2 separate regions of the Homo sapiens genome follow, and region 1 is linked to region 2. The links are chromatin loops, found by intact Hi-C in ENCODE. Cell type or tissue: breast epithelium. All regions are shown on one strand.

Evidence for each region. A loop is a pair of places that touch in the nucleus more often than their neighbours do. Peaks named below come from ENCODE experiments on the same cell type or tissue, not always from the same donor. Only the 100,000 strongest peaks of a DNase experiment are listed, where the experiment ranks them.
Region 1: a loop joins it to region 2, with 24 times the contacts of the local background. A loop is called at or near these places in 1 of 110 quality-filtered maps.

The regions. Positions count from the first base shown.
Region 1 is chr16:65,810,509-65,818,508 of GRCh38, forward strand. LOC107984823 (a long non-coding RNA gene) reads right to left here and starts at 2,813. Exons shown (of 3, transcript XR_001752334.2): 1 at 2,198-2,813; 2 at 626-781. RefSeq lists an enhancer at 6,511-7,120. In breast epithelium, no CTCF peak of the experiment used is centred here; a DNase peak (open chromatin) is centred at 3,533.
Region 2 is chr16:65,865,971-65,873,970 of GRCh38, forward strand. No RefSeq gene overlaps it. Among named protein-coding and RNA genes, the nearest start is that of LINC00922, 290 kb to the left of the region's middle. In breast epithelium, no CTCF peak of the experiment used is centred here; no DNase peak of the experiment used is centred here.

The DNA.
Region 1 (8,000 bases), 55 kb before region 2:
AAATTACTGTGTAAAAGCTGAACCAAAATGTCAGACTCTGAGAAGCCAGCGGATCAGTTAAATGTCCCTTTTTTCATGTGTTGAGTGTCTTAATCTGGATGTGCCACTGTAACAAAATACCCCAAGACTGGGTAATTTATAATAATTTAAAAGGACTGATTTCTAACACAATAATAATAGAAAAAAATGGAATAATAGAAATGTCTTATTTATTTCTATGACTAAGTTGAAGATCAAGGTGCTGGCAGGTTCCATGTCTGGTGAGGACCAGGACTCTGCTTCCAAGATGGGGCCTTAAGCACCATGTCCTCATGTGACAGAGGAAATAGAAGAAGATGAACCCACTCCTTCAGTCTCCTTTATAAGGGCCCTAATCCTATCTCGGAGTTCTGCTCTCATGATTTCACTGCCTCCTAAAGGCCCCCCTCTCAATGCTACCACACTGGCAGTTGAGTTTCCACATACAAAATTTTGGGGACACACTCAGACCATAGTGCTCGGTTTCTCAGAAGTAAGTTCCAGCCCATCATGGGAAAGTGCAAATAGATACATTCTATTATTAGAGTTTCCAGATAACCCAACTTCAGCGGGCTTGTGGCAGGCCAGCGTCTATATGCATACTTACTCAGTGGGTCGGCAGAGGAGAAGAAACCCATCGCCTCCTTTACAATAGAACTGTATACCTGGGAAACCATGTCCCTGGCTGTGAGTGAGCTTATCAACTTCTGCTGGGTTAACTGGCATTTCAGGACTCCCTCTTCTCAGCTAACATCCTCATTGTCTGGGATCATAGGAAACAAAATTGAGAAAGAATTGTGTCACTAAGAATTGGGATTGGAAATAGGGTTAAGTCTTGAGTGGATGATAGAATTTTATAAAATAGTCACTATTTGAGTGATGAGTACTTAAAGCTCAAACTCCACCATTGTGCAATATATCCATGTAACCTGCATGTGTGCTTCTGAATCTAAAATAAATTGTTTTACAAAGAAGGTTTGGGGTTTAAATACATTTACATATGTTTTGGCTGGAAGACATATGTTTTTTGAGAGTCAGAATTAAGTGTGAGGATGATTTTAAATTGAGAATAAAGGAGAATGATGGCATTGAGGATAAAATATAGCATTATTTAAAATAGCCCAGTATCATAGAAAGAACATGGATTTTTTTTAATAAGGCAAATCTACTTTTGCAATTCTGTGCCATCTCTTAATACTTATGTAACCATGTGCCAGTCACCAAAACTCTCAGTCTCAGTTTCTTCATCTGCAAGATGGGAATAATAGTGTCTACTCTGTGCTTTCTGAACATTTTTACATTTATCCAGGAAAAATAGACAGATGATAAATTAGATCAGTCCCTCCCCACCTCACAGGGACATTTGGCATTGTTTGGAGATATTTGTGATTGTCACAACTTGGAAGGGGGGAATATTGCTCCCAAAATCTAGTAGATAGAGGCCCAGGATGCTGCTGTATACCCTAAAATACACAGGACGGTATCCCCCACCCCTAGAATTATTCAGTTCAAAATGCCAGTAGTACTGACACCTGACACTGATACTGAAAAACTCTAGATTAGATCTAGGTAGGTAGATGATACAAGATACATAAATAGCAAATGGAGAAGTTGATGATTTATGTCTTATATCTCCATCATATTTATGCTTCCATCATATATATGTGTGTGTGTGTGTGTGTGTGTGTGTGTATTTATCATGGACATTAGTTGATGGCTAGATAGATGAGAGACAATTCTTACATGAGACACGCTAGGCATCAATAAATGGAAGTGATTTTAAAATTAAACCTAAAAACAGGATTAATACCATGAGGGTTGGGATAAAATAAAGGAAGTTGCTAAAGGTGAAATAATAATCTTAGAAGTGAAACTGTGCCAGCCATCATGCTAAGTGCTGTGTATTCTTATAGCATTGTAGATTGGTGTTCATTCAAGTCTAAGACTAGGATTCATGATAGATCTATGGTTCGGGCTAAGGTGGGGATTAAGGGTAGAGCTGTGAGACAACCCTGTCAGTAGACATTTTTTCCAAAGAGCAACCAAAGCCCAGCAATTGTATGGACAGAGGCAAACAGCCCAGCTACCATCCAGTCCGAGTTCCTGCAGTTCAAGGAGGGGACAGAATTCATGTGACATTTACAAGTCAGGAAGGCCCACTCTACAATTTCCCACTTACCCAGGCGTTTGCAACTGAGACATCTGGAGCACGTCGATGACCAAGGTCCATCCCATGTTTGTATCCATTTCCTGGAGGAAGAAGCAGAAGTAAACTGGAATGATTTGAGTTTCATGTGAAGGGAGAATGCCGTGCATTCCAGTACTGAACAAATTTTGAGAAACGACGCCGTTTGTTCACTTTGTATTGAAGAGGATAGGAAGTTTATGAGGTTCAAGATAATGCCTCTACCCTGCATCAATCCACAGGAGTGACGAGCATCTTCAGAATGCAAGAGAACAGGGTATTTGAACCAGTATTGGGAGTGTCAGCTGTCTGGTCGCATCTTACTCTCAGAAGGTAGGTCAGCAAAATCACACCAAAATTTCAAGACAGTTCTGTAATGTCATAGTACATAAGAATAAAGAAACTTAAAACATTGCGTGGTATCCTGGCTGGAGAAAGACTGCTTGTAGGGAGACCCCCTGAAACTATTGCTACGGAATAAAAGATGAACTGCTCCTGATTACTGTAAATAAAAAGTTGCATGCAGGATTGTGTAAAGACAATGCCAGGTTGGACTGCCAGAATGAGCCAACAGCGTGTGATGTGCTTCCCCCTGCAGAAAGCCTATGAATGGACGTGCAGTCAGGGAGGTTTCACATCACCAAGATTCCTATCCCAGAAAAGCAGATGTTCATAGCTCTGGGAATGGAATGCGACCCTTGTGGAAAGCCTATAAACGGATGCATGGGGAGCGCCTGTCCATATGGATAAGATAGGGCTATAAACACCCTCATCTTGCCGCGGCTCTTCTAGGCCTCTTTAGGGTTAAAGCATACTCCCTTCTGAGAATTTCTGGTCTAACCAGTTGTCTAGCTTCATGTCCTGTTTCCATGGATTGTTTGTAACCAGCTTTTGTTACAATTGTTACTGCTGATTAATATCTTGCTAATCATAGGTTACGGAAAGACTGTGCTTCTGTTCTAAGGCTCTGTTAGAAATTACTGACGCACACACTATATTGTAAATTGTTATCTCTGTATACTGTACTTCTACATACAAATGTACTGTACTTCTTCATACAAATGTTATGTTAAAGAATTACTTCATCCCCATGTGACCATCTCACCTCATAATCAAATGACCCTAAATCCCTCACTGACCTACCCCCGCCCTCACTAAACTTAATAATAAATGCTGGTATACCCAGTGCATTGTTGGCACCGCGGGACCAGAAGGCAGTGACCCACCTGGACCCAGCTTTCACTGTCTTGTGTGTGTCTATTATTTCTCAACCTGCCGATCCACCTAGGAGCAGAGAGAGAGCCCCGTTGCATTGCAGGCTGCTGGCCAGATCCCGCAATAGCTGCTCAAACAGAAGGCAGGTTGTCTGAATGGAGCATGGTGAAGAGGGAAGGAAACAGACTTGGCAGTCATTCACCTGCAGTGTCCTTGTCAAGACTCACTAAATCCGGGAAGCAGCTAAGTGGTCCATAAAGGGCCGTCTCTGGTAAAAGGCTGGTTTGTTCACAGGCTTCTTGTGTGGCTGGTGTGAAACATCCCTTACTCTGTGCTCTTCCTCCATACCCAGAAAGTGAGCCACAGATGACCATCTCCCAAATACTCAGTGCAGAAAGTGGAGGTCCTTGTAGGATGGCACGAGCATTTTTGTTCCTGGGAAGGTAGGTTTCTTTATAGCAATTTATGAGGTGGAATTTGGTTTACATTTCAGTCTCTTGAATCTGGTTTCTGGTGCAGTCCCTCATGGGCTAGATCTTCTCTGAATGTTCAGCCAAAATATCTTGGTGACAAAAGGAGAAGACGAATTCTGAATCATAATGACCTCGCTGTCATACCCCTATAGAGGGACCCTCAAAATTCACACACAAAAAAATAAAAATAATCACAATTCCATCTTAGAACATTTCTCAGTTTAAGATATTGTGCTCGTTTGTAATTAATGTCTGTTCCCATCCTCTGGAAGTTGCAGAGAATCACTAATCTCTTTTCTGTCTCTATAGATTTGCCCTTTCTGAACATTTTGTATAAGTGGAATGATATATTAGATAGTCTTCTGCATCTGGTTTTTCTCAGTTAGCATAATGTTTTTAGAGATTCATCCATGTTGTAACATACATCAGTACTTCATTTCTTTATATGCCCAAATAATATTCCATTTTACAAATACACCATATTTTGTTTGCCCATTCACTTGTTGAAGTATATTTGTGTTGTTTACCCTTTTTGGCTATAGTAAATAATGCTGCTATGAACTTTTACGTACAAGTATTTTGAACATATGTTTTTGGGTTTTTTTCTTTTTTAATTTTTTATTTCCATAGTTTTTTGGAGACAGGTGGTATTTGGTTACATGAGTAAGTTCTTTAGTGGTGATTTGTGAGATTTTGGTGCACGCATCAACTGAGCAGTATGCACTGAACACAATTTGTAGTCTTTTACCCCTCACCCCCCTACCACCCTTTCCCCAAAGTCCCCAAAGTCCATTGTATCAGCCCAAATGTCCATCAATCAACAAGTGGATAAAGAAATTGTGGTATATATACATACAATGGAATAATACTCAGCCATAAAAAGGAATGAATTAATGACATTTGCAGCAACCTGAATGGACAGAAGACTATTATTCTATGTGAAGTCACTCAGGAATGGAAAACCAAACATTGTATGTTCTCACTCGTAAGTGGGAGCTAAGCTGTGAGGATGCAAAGTCATATAAACAAATGTTTTTATTTATCTTGGGTAGATACCTAGGAGTGGAATTGCTAGATCACTTGGTAAATTTGTTTCCACTGGTGGGGTCTTGACCAGCCACAGATCCAGCCTCCTCCTCAGCATTGGACAGGGTTATAATGGGATAGCAAGAACCTACCTGCTACATGTCTACATCATTCGTTACTTGGGAGATTTCCTATTAAAACATTTGAAATTCCACCCACCTTTAAATGGAGGACAGCCTTTTAGTCACTACCTGAGTATGTGATTTCAATAAGATGATCTTCTAAAATACAAAAGATGAGAAAGTATCTTGGAGAGGTGACAACATGAAAGATGATAATGTGATATTACTGCCATCATTAGGATTATTCACTTGTCATCTGAGACTTAAAGTGATGGTGATTTCAGCTTTGTCTGGTAGGATCAGGGAACAGCTAAGATCTAATTCAAAGATCCCTTGACTCTGATGTTTGTTCCCACCACTTCCACTTCCTAGTTATGGGAATTTCTGCAAAGTGATTTGCCTCCCCAAGCTTTAGATGCTTCCCTTACAAAATGGGGCCACCAACATCATTTCTCAGGGTTTCCACAGGATTAAATAAATGGCAGCACGTTGAATCCAGTCCCTTGGGCTATTGGGTAGGTGTTACCAAACCCTAATTTCTTTTCCTTTTTTTTTTTGTTTTTTTTTTTTTTGTGACAGAGTCTTGCTCTGTCACTCAGGCTGGAGTGCAGTGCTCTTATCTTGGCTCACTGCAGCCTCAACTTCTCTGGGCTCAAGTGATCTTCCCTCCTCAGCCTCACAAGTAGCTGGGGCTATAGGCATGCACCACCATGCTCAGCTAATTTTGTTTATTATTTGTAGAGACAAGGTCTCACTATGTTGCACAGGCTGGTTTTGAACTCCTGGACTCAAGCAATCCTCTCACCTTGGCCTCCCAAAGTGCTGGGATTATAGGCATGAGCCACTGCGTCCAGCCTGGACCCTAATTTCAATGTAGGAAGGTTGTATATCTCAAGGGAAACCTCAAAGAACCAAAATGTGCTGGAGAATAGGCTGCTTGATTTTGTTCTCTTGTTTTTTTATTTTACTTGGGATTTATTTGTATAGAATTTTGATATTTTTCTTTTAAATAGAAATACCAACAAAAATAATAGGACAACACATTGATATGGCCCTTTTTAAAGGTGCATTCATATTGATGATATCATTTAGTCTATTACATCTTGTGACTCTTAAGTCTCGTGGCTCACTAAAATTACGTGGGGAGCATTTAGTAACAGTCAGTGCCTGGGCACCAACCCCAGAGGCTCTGATTCAATGGATCTGGGGAGGAGCTCAGGAGTCTGAATTTTTTTTACATCTCTGGTTATTCCCATGTAAAACCAGAGCTCAGATCTGTTGCAATGGGCTGTGGAAGATAAGGCAGAGGCTGCCTTCTCTAGTGTTCAGTTAGGAAGCTGGGAGAAAGGTTAAAGGGCTGCCCATCAGGATTTGAATCCAGGTCTCTCAACTGAGTCCAGTGCTCTGTTTCCTACACCGCATTTTCTAGGGATAAAATTGAACTAAAACGGAGGAGGTCCTGGAGTAGAGAAAGGACAATATTAAGTCCCCTTGGAAGAAATGTACCAATGGGTGGCAATAATACATTCACCCAGAATAACTCCACAGGAGGGCCTTATCCCGCCTCGCCTTGCATATGTTGAAACCAGGGCATGGTTTCCTATAAAAATGCTTACTGTGCAGAAGTTCAGTGAGAGGTAGGGATTCTAAGGGGACAGATAAATCTATGAGCAAGACCAGTGAGTTGGTAAAACACCCAGCTCAGCAGTTCAGAGCCAAAAATAGAAAGGCTTTGTAAGCAGGTAGGTATCTTTATTATGGTAATCAACTCTGGGCCTAAGAAACAATGAGGCCATCAGAGTTCCTGGGATGCTCCATAAAGGTGGTAGTAGTGGGTGTCCTGGTAAGCACAGAAATCTGTGATCTGGCGTACAGCACTCAAGTGGGGCTACCAACTTCAGGCCTCTCTGCATCCAGGGCCACCAACTTCAGGCCTCTCCGCACCCAAGACCTGGCTAAGTTTTAGCCCACCAGTGAATCAATGTGAATTGATAGGGAAAATGCTAAACTGGAAGAAATACACTAAAAAAAAATCATAAAATTTGAGAACAAAATGGAATTCAGATTATCAAGTTAAAGCCCTCATTTTACAGATTAAAGAAAATGAAGCTCGGGGTAGAGAAATGATTTGCTTCAAGGCTACAGAGCTAAGTGGAGTGGCAGATCCAAGAGCCTCCCTGCTTGGTGGTTCTTCTGCCATTAAAAACCAACCAAACAAGAAACCATGGGCAAAACACAGGCACACCCTGAATACTGTCAGGAGGAGACGGTCTTCATTCTCTCTTGTGGTGCCCTTCCCTCTTCCTGAGGAGTGAGCCGTCACTTTGGCTTCTACTCTATGTTAAGGGGATCAAGGGACATCATGGAAATATGGACTCTGGCCCTGGCTTTGCTGTGTGTCTTGGGGCAAGTCACTTTACTTTTCTGGGTCTCACATCTCCATAGGCAAAATGCTGAGTGTGAAAAAATAATTCTAATGATACACTACCTGATTTACTCTCTAAACCAGGGATTGGCAAACTAAGGACCAACTCTGGCCCACCACCTGTGTTTGTAAATAAAGTTTTATTGGAACACAGCCACACCCAGTCTTTAATATATTGTCTAGGGTTGCTTTCATGCCATAATGGCAGAGTTGGGTAGATGCAACAGAGACCACCTTATGCCCCACCAAGCTGAGCATATCCACTATCTGGCCCTTTACAGAAATGTTTGCTCATCTCTATAAAAGAACAATCTATCTACTACCTCTGAGATACACACAGACACACACACACACACACACACACACACTCCTACCACATATTAATATATATCCTGGACCATGTAATGTTGCTGCTTCTGTATTTGCTTTTAGTAGGAAAATGTTTCAAACATATAGCTAAATGCAGAACCAAATTCAATGAATGATATTTATAGCCCTCTAGGTTTAACAGATATGATTAATATTCAGTCAGATTG
Region 2 (8,000 bases):
TAAGTAAATATATCATTTTGAATCATTTTAATCAAAGTATACATAAAATTGTGTTTTACCATTACACTTATTATTTTCAATCACTAAATGTTTCTACCTGGGATTTGTCTTTAGCCTTCTTAATTGCTGTGAGATATTCCATTACATTGTTGCACTGTAATTTATGTAACCTTGCTCCCATTCATGTGCATTTAGGTTACTTTTTGTTTTCACCTTTGTAAATTACACTGATGCCTATATTTAACTTGTTCCTCTCTAAAAATCATTCTCCTGTAGTAATTCTTAGAACTGCTGTGCGGTGGTAAAAGTATATGAAAATATTTATGACTCCTGGTAAGCATTGCTAAACAGGCCTCCAAAATAAGTGTGCCTGTTCCATCACAAATGTCACCAACACTGGGTTCTTATAATGCCTTTGTTTTAATTTTTGTTTGGCAGGAATAAAATATAGGCTCTGCCTTCCATCTATGTCTCAAGTTGTCTGTACTATACCATGCAGCTACAATTTATCCAGTGCTTGCTTTATGTGTTCAATGTGACAAATTTTTTTTTTCAGAGATTTTTAGAGATGTGCAAAGTTTTTATTATCATTTCCATTTTGAATGTTAAGGAAGCCGATGCTCAGAGACTCTGAGTAGTGAAGGAGTCTGGGCAAGTCTGGAGTAGATTTAAAATAAAGATACTAATGTTTTAAACAGAGAAGCACACATTTTCCCCTTTACAGTTCACACCCTGAGAAGTTAATAATTGTATTAATTTAGAAAGAAAATACTTAGAGAAGGTAATCATGCATAAGGCACTGGAGTAGTTGCTTGGGTAATTGAAAAAGAGTAACATAGTCCTTTGGCGGGAGTGGGATAATTTATGTGCACAACACATACTTGCTCACATTCATTGCAACAAGATGGTAATTCCTATTAACATCTCTGAGACTTATGTAGGAATCCAAAATATTAACTGACCTTGTGCTATGTGCAAGCCACTGTTTTCCATGGTAGGAATGTTCAAGGTGGATAAGATGCCCTCCCTAGAAGAGGATGTAGGAAGGAAAGAGCAATACTATGTGCCTAGCATCATGTCAGGCCAGGAGCTTTCCTGAAGCCCTCTGTCCGTGAAAAACAGAAATCCAGGTAAATTCACATCAGAAGGATCCACAGACCCATGGGCTTATATCTAGCTGGAGGTAATGGAGTCAGTTCTTGGAATAAGAGAGCCTTGAGCTGGTCTTTAAGCAAGAGGAAGCACCTGGCTTTGCAGAGATGAGGGATAAGAGCAGACATCAAGCTGGGGAGGTGCAGAAGCCCAGGTATTAGTTTTGCAAGGAGCTTCCAGAATTTCCACTCTGGACATGCCTCTCTTCCTAAAGCAGATGCAGTCAGTTTTCCATAATGCCAGTCACCTAGCCAGCACCATGCCAGCTCTCAGGGCAATGCTGAATTAAGTGCTGTTGTCTGGGCCTCCAAGGAGCTTAACTGATGCAGAAGAACTAATTGGGGAAGAAGATAAAGCAGGATACAATTAAGTGCTAATTGGATGGGCCTGACTCTCAGTCAGCTTTCCCAAACTTGCCAGATGATAAAAAACCCCTGAGGCTCTTAGCTAGAGATTCCCAGGCCCACCCCCTCCAGCCCCCACCCCCACACCCGGAGATTTCCATTCCCATTCTGTAGGTCTGGGGAGGCGGTTGGCTTCCCAGGAGCCTCAGGGAGCCACATCTTCAGTTATGGGACTACGTGCACCTCTGAAGGCAACGGTTCTCAAATGGCTACAGGACCAGCCATAAAACCATAGTCACCAGGGACCGTTGGTGAACCACACACAGATGTTTGTTCCCCACCCCAGAACGTCTGCCAAACAGTCCCTGGTAATGTACATGCACCCTGAAGTTTGAGAACTACTGCTCTCAACATCTGGTGTGCTCCTGGGAAAGCAAGCACACCAAGGCAGAGTAGAATAGACACAGCTGTGGGGGCTCCAGCTCCTTCCTCCTGGGGCAATACCCGGCCTCTCTGAACCTGTTATCTCATCGATAAAATGGAGGAAATGATTCCAACCTTACAGAGTTGCTGGAATGTAGACTAAAATGATGAATGTTTAAGTTCTAATATTGTGCAAATACTCAGGTACCGGAGGGCATGAGTAGATAGAGGAGAGCTTCCTGAAAGGGGGGGCTTGAGATGGTCTTGAAGGTGTGTAATATTTTAGCAAGAAAAAGGGGGTACATGGGGCATTCCCCAGGCAGGGAGTGCAGGGAGCCACAGCTGAAGCAAAGATCTGGGATTAGAAATGAGCAGAGGATGTTCCAGGCATAGGGAAGGAAAAAAGAATGTTTGAAGTAGTAAGAAATGAAACAGGATCATGAAGATGAGACCAGGAAAACTGATGTTGGTGGTGGTGGTGGTGGTGATGATGATGATCATGACAGTAATTCCCAAAGACCCAACACATTATGATGATTATAATGGTGATTCCCAAAGACCCAACATGTTATGAACAGAAAATTAGGATACTGGAAAAGAGCCGTGTTGCATAGCATCTTGCTAAGGCCCATGGAGATGTGCTGTGGATGCTGCAGGTGGAAGTTCTTGCTACGTGCCAGTATTATCTCCAAGGACAGGCAGCCAAGCCCAGAGGAGACAGCTATTTGACTGATCCTTTCCTTCTTGGTTTCAGTTCAGGTTGGCTACATGTGTTCATCTTTCTTGAACTGTGCTTTCTTCTTAGGTTCAAATGACAGCCCAAGGAAGCATTCACTGGGAAGTCTGCAAGCCCATGTTCCTAAGAGTGCTCACCTATCAGCCTCCTTGGGGCTGTACCCACCTGAGCAGAAGCTTTCTTGCCCACTTGATTTCATACAAGATGTAAGCCTGTCACTTACATGGTGCCTTTCTGCTTACCAACTAAAGCCTCCCTTTTATCATCTTCTTCATCAGTCTGGGGACAAGAATGTGGATGGTGGCTATTTTGTCCTCTTCTTGACAGAGGTAGAGACAGAAGGTGCTTGGAGGAAATGACTCCAAGACACAGCAAGAAACTGAATCACAGAAATCTTGTTAGAATTCAAGTCTTTAGTTCCGAATGGCCCCAAAGCCAGCTTCAGTATCTGCCCAGCCTGTGATTTTTAAAAATCCCCTAGACTCTGAGCTCCATGAGGGCAGAGATTTCCAACAATTTTGACAACTGCTGTGGCCCCAGCATGTAAAGTGATTTCAAGCACATAATAGGCACTCAATCAATTTTATTTATTCTCTGTTACTTTCCAGCAAAGTGACCTTATACTGAGTCCCACCAGCAGTATTCCCTGTATTCTTTGTCAGGAGTATTTTTCTATCAGTTCCAAGGGCTAGAAATAATGTTTCCACCCTCACTTTGTACCTGTGTGGCTTAGAGGCATTCTACACATTAATATGGCCAGGAAGTCCCTCATCGTCTGCCACCTCATCTCTGTGTGAAGCCAGTCCACACTGCCAGAAATAACATTCAAGTTCCTCTGTGATGGCATTGGACTGAGAAACCCTGGAAGGGGCCCATCCTGCCCTGTGCATCCCATCTGCCTTCCTGGGCTTTGAAAGAGCTCCATTCAGATGGGAAATTGGGAGACTGGGAACTCTATTTCATGTTATTAATATCGAAGCTACACTCAATAACCCCGACCCTGGCTTCTGGTTTGCGCATGTTTGCTTTTTAATATATTTTTGCACAACTGGCTTTAAAACAAATGGGTTTGGGTTTGACAATGAACCTAATCTCAGCACAAGAACTCAGGAATGTCTGCAGGCTGTTTCAGGAGAGAGAGAGAAAGACGGAGCTGTATCTATGGGCAATCCCAGCCTGCCTTTTGTTACTTCCTGATTTTAGAAAGGAAGAGACGGTCCTAGCAGGTACTGCCTCTTTGATGCCCAGAGGAGAGACAGAGTGAAGCCAGGTTCCTGCTCTTGGGCACCACTTCCCTGACCATTGAGCAAACACCATTCTTGCAGTCAGCATGGGATGAGCGGAGATGGGCTTGGCACGAGAAGAGGAGCTCAGAGGTCCCTTCCCTAGTGCAGGAGCCTCACTGAACCAGGGATCTCTAGGCTCTGCCCCAACCAACACAGGCTGGCTCATGTAGAGGCTTCATCCCTCTCCCTAGACCTAGCAGAACTGACACTTAGAACTCATTACATGAATTCTGGGAAGAACTGAGAGCAGTTAAGGAACTTCATTTTAAACATGAATAACCTGGAATAGAGAGGTAAAGGGATTCCTCCAAGGGCTCACAGCCAGGGCCCCAGCTCACAACCTAGAGCCAACAGCACAGCGCCAGTGTCTCTTTCCACAGAATGCAGTTATTAAAGCCCCTGTTAAGGTGTTATCAGGGAAAATGGAACACAATGATGTTGGAAATTAGGCATGTATTTCATATTTTGAAAAGGGCAGGTGAACTTTGCCAGCTTGCAGCACCCTAGAGAGCACTGAGGGGAAATCCACGTGTCCTCCCAGCAAGGAGAATGCAGTGGTTCCCAAGGACAGAAGCTTGGCCCTCCCTGAAGGGAAAGGCCATTTCCCATTAATACCAGATTGGAGCTTTGATGACGTGCTCATCAGGATCTGATAAGCTTATAGCCTTGAGAGACTTCCTGAAAGGAGGGGTTTAATTAAAAGAGGCAATGCACAGAATTCAAGAGGCTGTGTTGTACACTGAGTTTGAAGGGTCCCCCTGTGTGTTCTCAGGAGAAGCTGGTTTCCTGGTGGTGGAAGCTGACACAGAGGGAGAGGGAAAGGAGGGAGGGAGGAGGAAAGGGACAAAAAGGGACAGAGGAAGGGAGAGAAGAGGAGAGGAGAAGAGGAGAAAGGAGAAGTGAGGAGGGAGGGACAGGAGAGGGGAAGAGAAAAGCATTCAGGTCCATATTCTTTCCGAGCCAAAGCCCCGTTGAGAATTTACTTCCTGCTAAAGGTGAAGAGCCAGTAAACAAAATTTTCTTTTCTAGAATCATCGATTCACTTAACATGCAACTACTGAGTGCCCACTGCATACTTGACCTGGTGCTGGGCTTTAAGGATACAGGAGGGTTAAGATGACCATGCACAGATCTATCTTTCTCAGACTCCCTTGCCGCCGGAGGTCCAGATGCGACTTTCTTTTTTCTGCTCGTCACATGCATGGAGCCGGAATTAAGCCAGGGGATAGGCAGGCTGCAGGGCAGCATCAACATTGCTGGTGTGGACCAGGACCAAGGTGGCTGCAGAGGCTCCATCAGTAGGGATGACTTCCTGACTCCACGGGCAGCTTCCCACATCCACAGTTTTCTGACTCTGGCAGAGGCAGCAGAATCACTGGGGCATCAGTTCTGGAGTAGGCAACAGACATTGTCAGCATCCTATCAGTCGCATCGTATCCCGAGGTGCTGGAAAATGTTTAATCATCATGTTTTTGAAGGGGAGACAAATCCCTGATGGCACATACCCATTTCCATGGTGTAAATATTCCCCCAGATGGCTGATGTACACAGGCAACATACTGTATTTTCACCATATAAATATGATAGATGGAAATAACCTCAAGACCATGCAGAATGACAAAGAGTAGTAAAATAATTCGATGAGATTTGAGCATTTGTTACCTTTGTCCTCCATATAATTTATTTAATTACAAGCTTGTAAAATGTAATTTTTAATAATGACTATGTTTAACAACCAGCTAGCAAAAAGTGTTGAAAAGCTGACAATCAGCCCTTGGGAGCCCGTGTGAGCTGACTCCAGCACATCACTGATTCCAGCCCACCCTGGAGGTCACTGGCAGGCATTTCCTTCTGTTCCAAAGCCTTCTGCGACTCTCTGCCTAATGGTGTTCTCTGGCTGCAGCGGCACGATGGGCCCACACCAGGGGCACTCCAAAGTGCCAGAGAATTAATGCCCAGAAGAGACTCCACCAATGCAGGCATGGAAGGTGGTGAATAAATATGCAGCCCCACACTCTAAATGTGCAATGGTACATTTTTGAAATGTGTTCCTCAGTTTCTCAGACAGCCCTGTGGGGATTGTGGCCCAGGTACCCACAGAAATCACCTACTCATTAATGAACCTTTTTTTGGTTTTCCTCCCTTTTCTGTCTCACTTCCCCACTCCCTCCCTGTGCCTCCTGCTACCATTCCCCCAGTAAACTACTTGCACCCCAATGCTTGTCTCAGAGTCTGGTTTGGGAAACTAAGGCAGGGTAGAATTCATTCTACAATTGAAGCAAAGCACCCAATACAGGCTAGGCACCGAAAACAAGAGTATACTCAAATATATTATTTATGTATTTATTTATTTATTCATTCATTCATTTATTTTGTCACCCAGGCTGGAGGGCAATGGCGTGATCTCGGCTCACTGCAACCTCCGCCTCCCAGGTTCAAGCAATTCTCCTGCCTCAGCCTCCCAAGTAGCTGGGATTACAGGTGCCTGCCACCACACTTGGCTAATTTTTTTGTATCTTTAGTAGAGACAGGGTTTCACCATGTTGGCCAGGCTGGTTGTGAACTCCTGACCTCAGGTGATCCACCTACCTCGGCCTCCCAAAGTGTTGGGATTACAGGTGTGAGCCACTGCGCCATCCTAATACTTCCTATTTTCCTATTTTTCTATGCACAAATATTTATGGGGCATGGCAGTTACAGAGTGCCTTGTTTTGAGTTCGTTGTGTCTGGTACTCACTCTGTGTGCTGCATCTCACTTCATCATTATGACAAGGTGTGCAGACAAGGAAGAATGTTCCTCTGGGCTGCTTACTGATAAGAATCACACAGTGTAAGCCTTTCAAGGGAACTTAGAGATCTCTTGATCTAGGGCCCTTATTTTTCAATTAAGGAAAGTGACACATGAGGAGAGGAAGAGTTTCTCCACTGGTCACTTTGAAAATCAGCAGCAGCCGTGGAATTAGAAACGGGTCTCTTGATTACCAGTGGAGGTCCCTGTCCACTGCAGCCAGTGTGGCCTCCAAGCCCAGAGACATTCTCCTTGGAAGGGTATGAAGAGTCCATGTGCTTTCCAGATACACCTGATCCCCCTTCCCCAGTGCTGTGAAATTGTCTCAGCCCAGGGGTTTGCTAAGTGACAATTCCCTGAGCCCTGTTAGAAATTCGAAAGCCAGAATCACAACTGATAGTAAGACTGGGTGCAGTGGGAGCCCCAGGACCATCAGAAGTCAACTCTGAATCAACAGCTCACAGAGAAGCCGCATGTGGTCTCCAAAGGAGTGAGACCCATGAAATTATGTCAAAGAGGGGCTTCCACCCTCTGAGCCTTAGACTCACTGACTGTATTAGTCAGGGCTTTCTAGAGGGACAGAATAGGATATATGTATGTATCAACGGGAGATTAGTAAACAGAATTGACTGACACAATCACAAGGCAAAGTCCCACGATAGGCTGTCTATAAGCTGAGAGGCAAGGAAGCCAGTGGTGGATCCCCAAACCTCAAAAGTAGGGAAACCGAGTCCCCAAACCTCAAAAGTAGGGAAGCCAACAGTGGAGCCTTCAATCTGTGGCCAAAGGCCCAAGAGACCCTGGCAAACCACTGGTGTGAGTCTAAAAGCTGAAGAACTTGGAGTCTGATGTTTGAGGGCAGGATGCATTCACCATGGGAGAAAGATGAAAGCCAGAAGACTCAGCAAGTCTGCTGTTTCCAACTTCTTCCACCTGCTTTATTCTAGCTGTGCTGGCAGCTGATTAGATGGTGCCCACCCAAATTGAGGGTGGGTCTGCCTCTCCCAGTCCATTGACCCAAATATTAATCTCTTTTGGCAACACCCTCACAGACTCACCCAGGAATAATATTTTGCATTCTTCAACTCAATCAAGTTGACACTCCATATTGACTCCCTCAGGGAATCCACCCTAGGGCACCATGCTTACACCTCAGTCGAGGCACCTGGGACAGGCTTCCTAACCATGACCAAAGTCTATGACAAGACAGGGAAAGGGCCCTGAGGTTATCTCACCACCTGGGTAGAAATTTGCCAGTTATCACTTCACCC